Regions from separate parts of the Homo sapiens genome. Here regions 1, 2 and 4 are each linked to region 3. Evidence: chromatin loops called from intact Hi-C (ENCODE). Cell type or tissue: PC-9. All regions are shown on one strand.

Region 1 (2,500 bases), 51 kb before region 3:
CAAAAAATTGTAATATGCAAAATGCTGCAATTCAGTGAAAGGCCTAGTGAAAAGAAATTGCAGAACATATGGGTGGCAAGTTTAAAAAACAATCAGTCCAATAAGAACTGAAATTTTGCCAGGTGCGGTGGCTCACGCCTATAATCCCAGCACTTTGGGAGGCCAAAGCGGGTGATCATGAGGTCAAGAGATTGAGACCACCCTGGCCAACACGGTGAAACCCTGTCTCTATTAAAACTCAAAAATTTAGCGGGGCGTGGTGGTGCGCATCTATAGTTCCAGCTACTTGGGAGGCTGAGGCAGGAGAATCACTTGAACCCAGGAGATGGAGGTTGCAGTGAGCCAAGATCGTGCCACTGTAGTCCAGCCTGGTGACAGAGCAAGACTCCATCTCAAAAAAAAAAAAAAAAAAAAAAAAAACTGAAATTTTATAGACTCCAAAATTAATATTTTCAAGGAGAAAAACTAAACAAATTTCATGCATTGGAAAGACTAAATAAGTCTTAAGGTATCAGTGATATCATGAAAATGGTAGTGCTTTTTGCAAGAAGAAACCAAAAAAATCAACCAGAAAATCCAAGAAAAACAAATAACTCTACAAGAATGTCATTATCCAAATACAAAGCCTACTAAGATGTGGAAAAATCTGGAACTAGGAATTCATTTGACCATGAAGCTGGGAACCTTCTAAGTGGATCAGAGATAATAAATGGAGAGAAAGAAATGCAAGCCTCACTCATTTCTTAGCTCTGCAGTGAAAATATTTAGAATCATAAGAAAGAAAATGCTCTTTATCTGCTTTCAAATTTGAGAGTTAATCTAAAACCAAACTAAATAAAACTCATAACAGAAGATATGTAAATGTTACCAATTTTGTTAGTACTAAAAGTAGATGTGGCTGGCGTAAGATGGAAAAGCGACAGAAAAAAAAAAAACTTGGAGGAAGGGGCAAGGCACTAATATCCTCATCACTAAGCCAGGAATACAGACCAGAGCTGATGTTGGAAGAACACAGGGTTAACTGTGTTACATAAAATGTAAGCACTAGGTCTTTATTACTTTGTATGAAAAATAAGTAAAAGCTTTCACAATAAGTGGCATATTATTGAGGGAAAAGCCTGCATAAATAGTATCTTTGATCAAAGTTATTTTAAGGACTTTTTCTAACTACAGTATTAACTTCCCTTTAAGCTGCTCTTCCTGGAACACTGAAATAAGAGCATGAGGATGTGGTCTAACAGGAAGTGCATTTCTGTAAGTGAAAAGGTAATTCTTACCATTGATAAATCATAAATTTGTTTTTTCAATGCAGCCACATCTTCCTTTTGACTTACGCGTTTTGATTGTTCTTCGAGCTGAAAGACCAAATAAAAGTTGTGTGCTTACAAACTCACTTTGAATTGCTTTGGTTAAGTTTAGGACTATCCTTGAATATACATATGAGAATTCTAGAAGTCACCAATTTTCAACATTATGCAACTTCATAAATCATTAAACTACATAAAATCCATAAGGATTTGAAATTTTGTTCTAAATAATTTAAACATTTGAAAAAGGGGTTTTGTTGTGAAATGAACTTTTTTGGAAACAGCTGAAAAGCCTTTTTTGGAAATCATTCAACTATTAAGCAATCCAGTTCTTGCTTTTTTCAGTTATGCTACATTAGAATCTGGATCTTTTTATTCTCCTTCGTATTATCTGCATTTAACACTTTCCATTCTGTATTACAATTATTTAGAAATGTCTTACCTTCCCTGCTACAGAGCAAGATTTTTTAAGAGCAGAATTAGTGTCAGATTCACCTATGTTTTCTTCATGGTGAGTTTAAGAAATGCTTATTAAATAACTAAAATCAATAAAATCTGAGTATAACAGGAAGCTAGAGACACAAACACACTTGATTATATATACCTACATTTAAGCTTTGCTTGATGATTAACTCATTTCTACATGAGCTTTGCTTGCTGGTTGACTCATTTCTATTGCAACTACAAACTCGTTACAATTACCAGACTAAATTGGTTCCACACATTTATAACCTGGAGAACAACAACAACAACAACAACAACAAAATGCCTTTCCTACAAACAGCTTACATCCTCTGGGAATGGTAGGGATCTGTTGGTATTCATTATTGGAATGTTTATGCACTGATCAAAATGGATCCCACATTTCACGAAGTCTAAGTGCTTTGATTCTGGACCTTCTTCACCTTGCCAGATGCTATAAAGGGATAGTGTTTACATAACAACGTCATGACTGCCACGAGGCTGACTCTGACTGAGAAAAGCCATCGATTTAAACACGCATTTTGACTTCAGAGAAGAAAAACCATCGGGAAAAAATGAGTTTCTCAGAATCAAGGACACAGTTAGTGGCAATTGTAACAAATTTGTAAACTATAGCCCTTAATGCACTCTCAAATAAACATCTTGCTGTTTTGCATAACAACCACATCAGGCATGCAGGAAGTCTGGAATAAGTGAGAAAGCACAAACTG
Region 2 (2,500 bases), 91 kb after region 3:
AATGGTATATATCTGATTAAACACACTTTTTCATTTTAATATGTTACTGCTTATATGAAATTTCTTGTTCCTTGCACATTCAAAGGAGCCCACCATTTATATTGCCCAAAACCCTAAAAAATTGTCGCTGAGTTTAAGAAGACCTTCTCTAATGCTATCAAAACTTCAGAAAAGATCTACATCAATAGAAAGTTATCTGAGCCCCTTTTCCTTTGTTTCTCCATCATGGCGACCCTGAGCTGCCTTCTTTCCTTCCTGGAAGTTACAGCATTTCTTCTCCAACCCAGTAATTCAGCTACTTGTCAAAGACTTACAAATGCCACCCCCTGCCAGTAGAGTTCTCATACCAGACCTGTTGCACAAGGCTGTTTAACGCCTCTCTTCTTTGGATGTTCTTTTCTAGTCCTCAGTACCAAGGGAGCCTTAAGAAGGGAAACAAAAAGATAAAACTCCACAAGCTTCGCCTAGCCATATAGTGAGGACTGTGTGGCACGTTCCCTGGCAGCCCATATGATAGGCTCAAGTGTGTCACCTACTGCCATGGAATGTCATCTCACTGAGGTCAGGATATTTCTCCCAGCCATGCTGAGTACCTGACAGTTGTCAAACAACATTTCCACCACCCACTTGACAGGCTGCATGGAATAGTGGAGAATGCATAGCGTATAGCGTCTCAACATCTGGTTGAGCCCTGGTTCTGCTACTAACTGCTGTGTGACCTTTCAGAAGTTGCTTAACTTGTCTGGGCGTTGGCAAATACAGACTCCAGATAGCTGGAAAGTAAAGAGTAAATTAAGATAGCAGACCCAAGTTCTAGTGTACATTCTGCCACTTACCAGGTCTTTGCATCAATGGGGTTCAGATTCCTTAGTTTAAAAATGAGGACAATACCTGCCTGGTTTGTATAGTGTCACTGTCAGGAGGAAAGGACAGAAGCGATGTGGAAAGCCCTGTGAACTACACAGTCTTCTGCAAATTGACTGGCTGGCACCCTCCTTTGGCCTCTTTGCTTTATCTATTTGACCGTAAGGTCTCATTTGAAAGTTCAAACCTTTCTAGAACCCTTTCTTCCCAGCACTGAAAGTACCATCCACAGTCCTTATTTTCAGTCATGTAATTTCAGACAGGCCAGTCACTTCTGAATACTAGATTTCTCTCTGCATGAGTCACAGTGAGAAAACTCACAGCTGGGCAAGAAGCTAGTCTCCTCCCCTTCTCTGCCCTGACCCTGTGTTCCCACTTCCTGAGTGCACCTGATGGCCTTTGAAACACTCAAAAGTCAGGAACTTCTAAAGCACAAAGAGTCAGAGCATGATTTCCACAAGTTCTCTACCTAGGTTGGCCATCTCTCTTTCTACCCCATGGTGATATCCTTGCTCACAATCCAATTTTTCTAAAGCCTGCCTTTTTCTGTCTTTGCATTGGCATACTATTTTCTTCCTGCTTGCTTTTAAAATAAGAATCCTTGCCTCATTGCATTAATAAAGTGTTCTCATGTAGGTGAAATAACTAACACTTTACTGTGGGTTCACAACTATCTAAGGAAATAATGGAGGAAGGTATTTTCACTCCTACTTTAGAATGAAAAAAGGAGGCCCAGAAATTCTGTGTGGCTTGCCCCAAGATCACACCGAAAGGAGGTAGCAAAGTCTAGCCTCATCTACCAGCCTGCTGAGTCAGAGCTAACCTTCTTCCCACCACCTCTTGTGGGTTAGTAAGAAAAACAAGAGGCACAGCCAAGGGAGAACACTTATGTCACCCAGTACAAACAGGCAGCCTGAATCCAGAGGTAAACCAGAAAGGAATAAAAGGCAAAGGCAGCTGAGTCCAAGAACAATGGGCAGCATTTTGGAGCCGTTCAATTCCCAAGTCAGGTTACAGGGCCATAAATACATTTTAAGGCCTTTAGAATACCTGGATGCTCTGTGACCCTTCTTCTATCTGTGTTTGGGTGTATTAGTCCATTTTCATGCTGCTGATGAAGACATACCCAAGACTGGGTAATCTATAAAGAAAAAGAGGTTTAATGGACTCACAGTTCCATGAGGCCAGGGAGGCCTCACAATCATGGCAGAAGGTGAAAGGCATGCCTTACATGGCAGCAGACAAGAGAGAATGAGAACCAAGCAAAATGGATTTCCCCCTATAAAACCATCAGATGTTGTGAGATGTATTCACTACCATGAGAACAGTATGGGGGAAACCGCCCCCATGATTAAATTATCTCCCACCGGGTCCCTCCCACAACACATGGGAATTATGAGAGCTACAGTTCAAGATGAGATTTGGGTGAGGACACAGCCAAACCATATCATTGGGTTCCCTACACTTCCTTCAGACTTCAAAGACAAGGGACTTCTGGTGAAAAATACACAAAGCTTCCTCATTTTCCATTTAGAGCTTGAATGGGTTGAGGTGGAACTATAAAAGTACTAATGAGAATATTCTGGAACAAACAAAACATAATTTTCTCCATTTTATCTGTTCACTGCAACAGTCA
Region 3 (2,500 bases):
CAGGTACATCAATCAATATTTGTGTCCAGCAATGTAAAAGCCCAACAAAGTTTCCTTTTCTATAGTCTTAGGAAAACGACAAATCAGAAAACTATTACAGAGGACGCCAAATTGGCAAACAGCCCGGGCCCCAGCCCTGGGGTGAGAGCCTAAGGCCTGGGGTAGAAGGTGACGTAACCAGGACGCGGTGAGATGTGGCGCGCGCGCCTAAACTCGCGCGGGGCGCCAGCAGCTGCAGATTTCAGGAGAGCTCCTGTAATGAACACGCCGCCCTTTGCAGGCTCAGGATTCAGCACGTAAAACTTTCTCCCCAAACGCTGACTCTCTGACTCCTTTTTCTTAACTCTAGCGGATCTTGGAAAAGTCAAAGCGAGTAGGTGAAGGAAGACAAGCAACTCACAGAGAAGACTAGGGGGGGGGGCCATTGGGTCTGCACACCTGCAAGTAAGTGGGAAGAAGCAAGCAGGAAGCGCCAGAATAACCTCCCGCCCCCAGCTCACACTCGCACCTGGGAATGAACTTGGCTTCGTCCCCAAGTCGCGCCTGGAAATCCTGCCAAGCCCGGCCGGGACTCGCCGGGCCGCACGAGGTGGCCAGCGCCGCCGCCGCGTCCTCGTCGCCTTCGTCCTCCTCGCTGTCGTGTGTCTCCGGCCCCGCCTCAGACACGGCGGGCGCGGGATCCAGAGGACCCCAGTCCCGGCGCCGCCCCCCGCGGAGGGACCCGAGGAAGCCACGCGCGAACTCCTGGAAGGTGATGGCGCCGTCACGGTCGGCGTCCAGCCGCTGGAATACTGCCTCGGCGTCGGCCGGCCGCACCCGCAGCTCCGTGCACAGTGCCCGGAACTCCTCGCGCTCCAGGCGCCCCGAGCGGTTCGCGTCGCAGGCGGCGAAGACTGAGCGCAGCCGGGCCAGCTCCTCTCCGTCCCCATCCGCCTCCATCCCGCCTGGCGGGGGCGGCCGAGAGGGCTCCGGAGCGCCGCGGGGCGCAGGGCCCTCCCTGGAAGGACGGGGCCACCTGCTGCCGCCGGGAGGCCCGGCGAGTTTGGCTCGTCCGGCTGGTTCGGCCACTTGAGGGAACGTCGGGCGGGGCGAGGAACGTCGGGGGTGGCCGAGCGGCTCCCTTCGACGACGGTTCGGGCCAGCCCCCAACAGGTCCCGGGAGCGGTGGGGTGCGCCCGGGCTCCAGGCACCGCCAAGGAGCGCCTCCTGCGACTGAGCGCCCAAGCGCCGAGGTGGCTCTCGCCACTTTCCCGGCGGGTGCAGCTCCGCCCAGCCAGGGAGGAGGAGCGCGCGCCACCGCTTCTCCAGTTCCCACGCCCCGGAGTCCACCGCTGCTTGCCGCGCAGGTGGGGGAGACCTGGCTGGCCGGAACTGGGATTCGGGGGGAGCATTGCCCTTCGGCGTAAGCGCTGCTCAGGTAGAGCCCAGCGCTCCGCTTCTCCACAGAACGTGCTGGCGCGCGCGTCAGAAGCTAACCGCACAGAGGTAAGGTAGGTAGGGGTAGGATTCCGAATGGGTTAAGTGCATTTTATTATCTTACTCCCGAAACTTGATAAACTTCTTTATATAGAAGTTTCTTACAAACCAAAGTACAAGATTTACCAGAAGACCCCATTCTCAATTTTACTGGCTTTCGTTAACGCATTTTTGTGCGTCTAACGTTAAGGTCCCACTGCTTAAACACAGATCTTCCAGATCTCCAATTCCACATTTTTTCTCAATCCTTGTCTCCAAAACCTGAGAAAAAATTTGATAAACAAAATCGTTTGGCAGACAGCATTGTTTAAACAAAGACTGAGGTCGTTTTGTAGGTTTTTTTACTTAAACAAACTTTATGGAAATTACATATCCAAAGGTAGGTTACCCTTTGGTTTTAAACACTTTTTTCGACAATACTATTGTTTCTTTAACACTGCTTAATGGATATGAGATCTTTAAAATCCACCCATTTTGATCCTTTTAAACACTTTTTCCATCCTTTTCCAGGAGACCCTCAGTCTGTCATACGGCTTATGTAACCGTGCCTTTAGGCGATTCTCATAGCCTGTGAAGATATATTTGGCTCATTTTTACTTTATTTACATTATCCATTTCCTCCACATTTTAGACTTTCTGACTCTGTATTTTTCTTTTATCTCATTCTGGATTCTCTTTATCGTTTATTACTTTGATTTTTTAAAAATGTGATCATTAAGTAAGGGATATTACTGACACGTTCCTACTAGGCTAGTGTTCTTAAACATAAAGCTAAGTGCTAAACATCTGGGGAACTATTTCCTCTTGAATTGTACAATAAACATGGTCAACACTAACAGCTTCTATTAAACTGTAACTACTACTGATAACCCCCATCTGAAAATTTAACTGGTAAATTATGAGAGGCATTCCATTAGAAGTCCTGGTCTTAGCAACCTAATTGCTAAGTGAATATAGTTGTATACAGTTGGACAGCTAATACAATGAATCTTATCATTAGTGCAATGTAAGTTGTTATTGATTT
Region 4 (2,500 bases), 100 kb before region 3:
TACAAGAGCCTGCCCCTTGATGTGAGCCTGGGAGTTCTTCAAGGTATTCCATTAAATTTAGTTTTTGAGAAATTAACAAGCCATTTGGTATTAACAGTTGGGAGCATTAAAAAGTTAATAAGATTGTCTCTCCATCAGGATCATAGAATCCTAAAATGTGGAGCTGAAAGTGATTTATGATGGAGGCTGAGATGTCTGCCTAATATTTCCCCACTCCCTTGCAGTGAAGTGGGGAACTGTCAGTAGTTGTCACTGATGAGCTGGGGGCAGAAGTGATGTGTGTGGATTCCAGAACAAAGTCCAGAAGAGAAGGCCAAGAACCCTTATTCCAGGTGGTGCACTTCAGTGACAGTGTGAAGCAGAGTCACCCATGGCCCAAGTCAGACAGGCTGTACAAATGAGAAATACATTTTGGTGGTGTTAAGTCATCAGATTTGGGGCTCACTTGTTGCCATAGCATGATGCAGATAATCCTGACTTAACATCTGATGTTAATGTTCATGGAAAGTGACTCTTCATTGTACAGTAGAGGGAAGGATGGCTTAGAAGAAGGGGCGGGGAAAGGGACTGGCCTCAGATGAGGTGGAGGACCCGGGTTGTTGCTAAACTTATCTAGATTTTTACTAAGCAGCAACTTATAATAATATTTTACCTGCTTACAAGACAATATTTTTAGAATGTAATCTTGAAATCCTCATAAGGACATGTTGTGGGAGGGATGCCGGTGGGAGGTGATTGAATCATGGAGGCCTTTCTTGCCTGTGGTGTTCTCGCGATGGCAAATGGGTCTCACGAGATCGGATAGTTTTATAAAGGGCAGTTCCCCAGCATATGCTGTCTTGCCTGTCACCATGTAAGATGTGGTTTTGCTCCTCCTTCGCCTTCCACCGTGAATGTGAGGCCTCCGCAGCAATGTGGAACTGTGAGTCAATTAAACCTCTTTCCTTTATAAATTATCCAGTCTCAAGTATATCTTTATTAGGAGCATGAGAACAGACTAATACAGTATATATACTGTAATCGGATTGTTTGTAATCCAAAGGATAAATGCTTGAGGGGATGAAGGCCCCATTCCCCAAGTTTATGTGGCCCATAAAACCTCAGCATGTCATTGGGTCATAATGCATTTCAGTATTACAAAAACAGTTATGAATTGCCTTAAGCAAAACAGACCCATCTGTGTGTCTTTGCATGCTACTTCAAAGCCACCCAACCATCTAAAACCAAATTTCTCAGGAATAAATCGGCAACAAGGTTGAGTCCCAGAGATTGTCATTTTTAACCTCCAGCAAATTTTTGCAGCTGAGTGGTAAACTCCTCCCAAACATTTCTAATGGGAGGCTGACAGACTTCTAACAAAAGAACAAAAGCAGTTCCAATGCGCCACTATAATAACCTACTTCTTTTGATTGCATTTATTTTTAATGATTATTTTCCCTGTATGCCAATCCAACCTGTGCTGCCAACCCAGAGAGAGGGGGAGGGGAGGAAGACAAGGATCCAGTACGTTGTCTTGGGCTGCACTGCCACCTAGAGGTACTAGGATAACCAACCTGCTGCTGTCAGGGCAACGGCAGCTGTGGAGATAATAGGGGACCCTTTCTTCCACTGCATGGGGCTGGGCAAAAGAACCTACATTGTTCCCCCAGTTTCATTTAAACAAAGCCGATTATGAAATCAAAAAGCATGACCATGGGTATGTTTGTGAAAATTATTATTGGCCTGAAAGTGGGAGGTCCTTTAAGGAATGGTTCTGAGGGACAATTGGAAAACGGTTTTCTCTGCAGTTCTTTTCATTACAGAGGTTAGATTTGATTTGCAGCTTGAACTGAATTGGCCGAAAATCATTTGGAAATGGAATGTTACAAAAGTCTGAATAGGTCCATATGGTCAGAACTGCAATTCGATTGCAAAAATGGAATTTATTGGAAAGTTACTAGGATCAATTCAGAGGACAAGAAGTATTGTGGGGACAGAAAAATGGACAAAGCCAATGACAACTTGTTGCATACTTAAGTTCTGCAAATGACAGAATTGGACAGATATATTCCTGGTAACTGTCACTATCTTGAGGGCAAATTCAAAAGCCTTCTTGTTGATAAGGTCTTTATTTGGCTTTCTCCTCAGGCGATGTCAATTTGTGCACGAATGCAAACCATTTTAAATAAACATGAGAAATTTGTATTTCATGAAGAAATTATTTCAACAGTATTCATACAAACACAAGTTCAGGGAAAAGATAATTTCGGCAGGCTTTTGCAAAGATAATGATTTAGTCAACATTATTAATGATACTTGCAATAGGAAACAGGTAAAAAATTGAAACAAATCATTCCTGACCCCAGGGATTTTCAGCTGCAACCTCTTCATGACATTTTAAGCCAGTAATAATGGCTCCTCCTTGAACTTAAGGAGCACATGTACATCAGTAACGCATTTCAGGGACTACAGACCATGTGGCTGCCTTTGTTTGCATAAATTCTGTGAGAGCAAAAAATGA

What was found. Hi-C counts contacts between places; a loop is a spot of excess contacts. Peaks named below come from ENCODE experiments on the same cell type or tissue, not always from the same donor. Only the 100,000 strongest peaks of a DNase experiment are listed, where the experiment ranks them.
Region 1: a loop joins it to region 3, with 2.0 times the contacts of the local background. A loop is called at or near these places in 6 of 110 quality-filtered maps.
Region 2: it touches region 3 in a loop (8-fold over the local background); 4 of 110 quality-filtered maps call a loop at or near these places.
Region 4: a loop joins it to region 3, with 4 times the contacts of the local background. A loop is called at or near these places in 2 of 110 quality-filtered maps.

The regions. Positions count from the first base shown.
Region 1 is chr9:83,011,157-83,013,656 of GRCh38, forward strand. It overlaps RASEF (RAS and EF-hand domain containing), which reads right to left. Exons shown (of 17, transcript NM_152573.4): 5 at 1,278-1,355. Among named protein-coding and RNA genes, the nearest start is that of RASEF, 51 kb to the right of the region's middle. In PC-9, no CTCF peak of the experiment used is centred here; no DNase peak of the experiment used is centred here.
Region 2 is chr9:83,153,321-83,155,820 of GRCh38, forward strand. It overlaps a transcript of RASEF not described here. Among named protein-coding and RNA genes, the nearest start is that of FRMD3-AS1, 65 kb to the right of the region's middle. In PC-9, no CTCF peak of the experiment used is centred here; a DNase peak (open chromatin) is centred at 1,191; H3K27ac peaks cover 630 bases.
Region 3 is chr9:83,061,929-83,064,428 of GRCh38, forward strand. It overlaps RASEF (RAS and EF-hand domain containing), which reads right to left and starts at 1,214. Exons shown (of 17, transcript NM_152573.4): 1 at 509-1,214. The coding sequence starts at 939. In PC-9, a CTCF peak has its summit at 968; DNase peaks (open chromatin) are centred at 203, 1,193 and 1,263; H3K4me3 peaks cover 2,500 bases; H3K27ac peaks cover 2,428 bases.
Region 4 is chr9:82,960,181-82,962,680 of GRCh38, forward strand. No RefSeq gene overlaps it. Among named protein-coding and RNA genes, the nearest start is that of RASEF, 100 kb to the right of the region's middle. In PC-9, CTCF peaks have their summits at 1,539 (motif pointing left) and 1,738; a DNase peak (open chromatin) is centred at 1,501.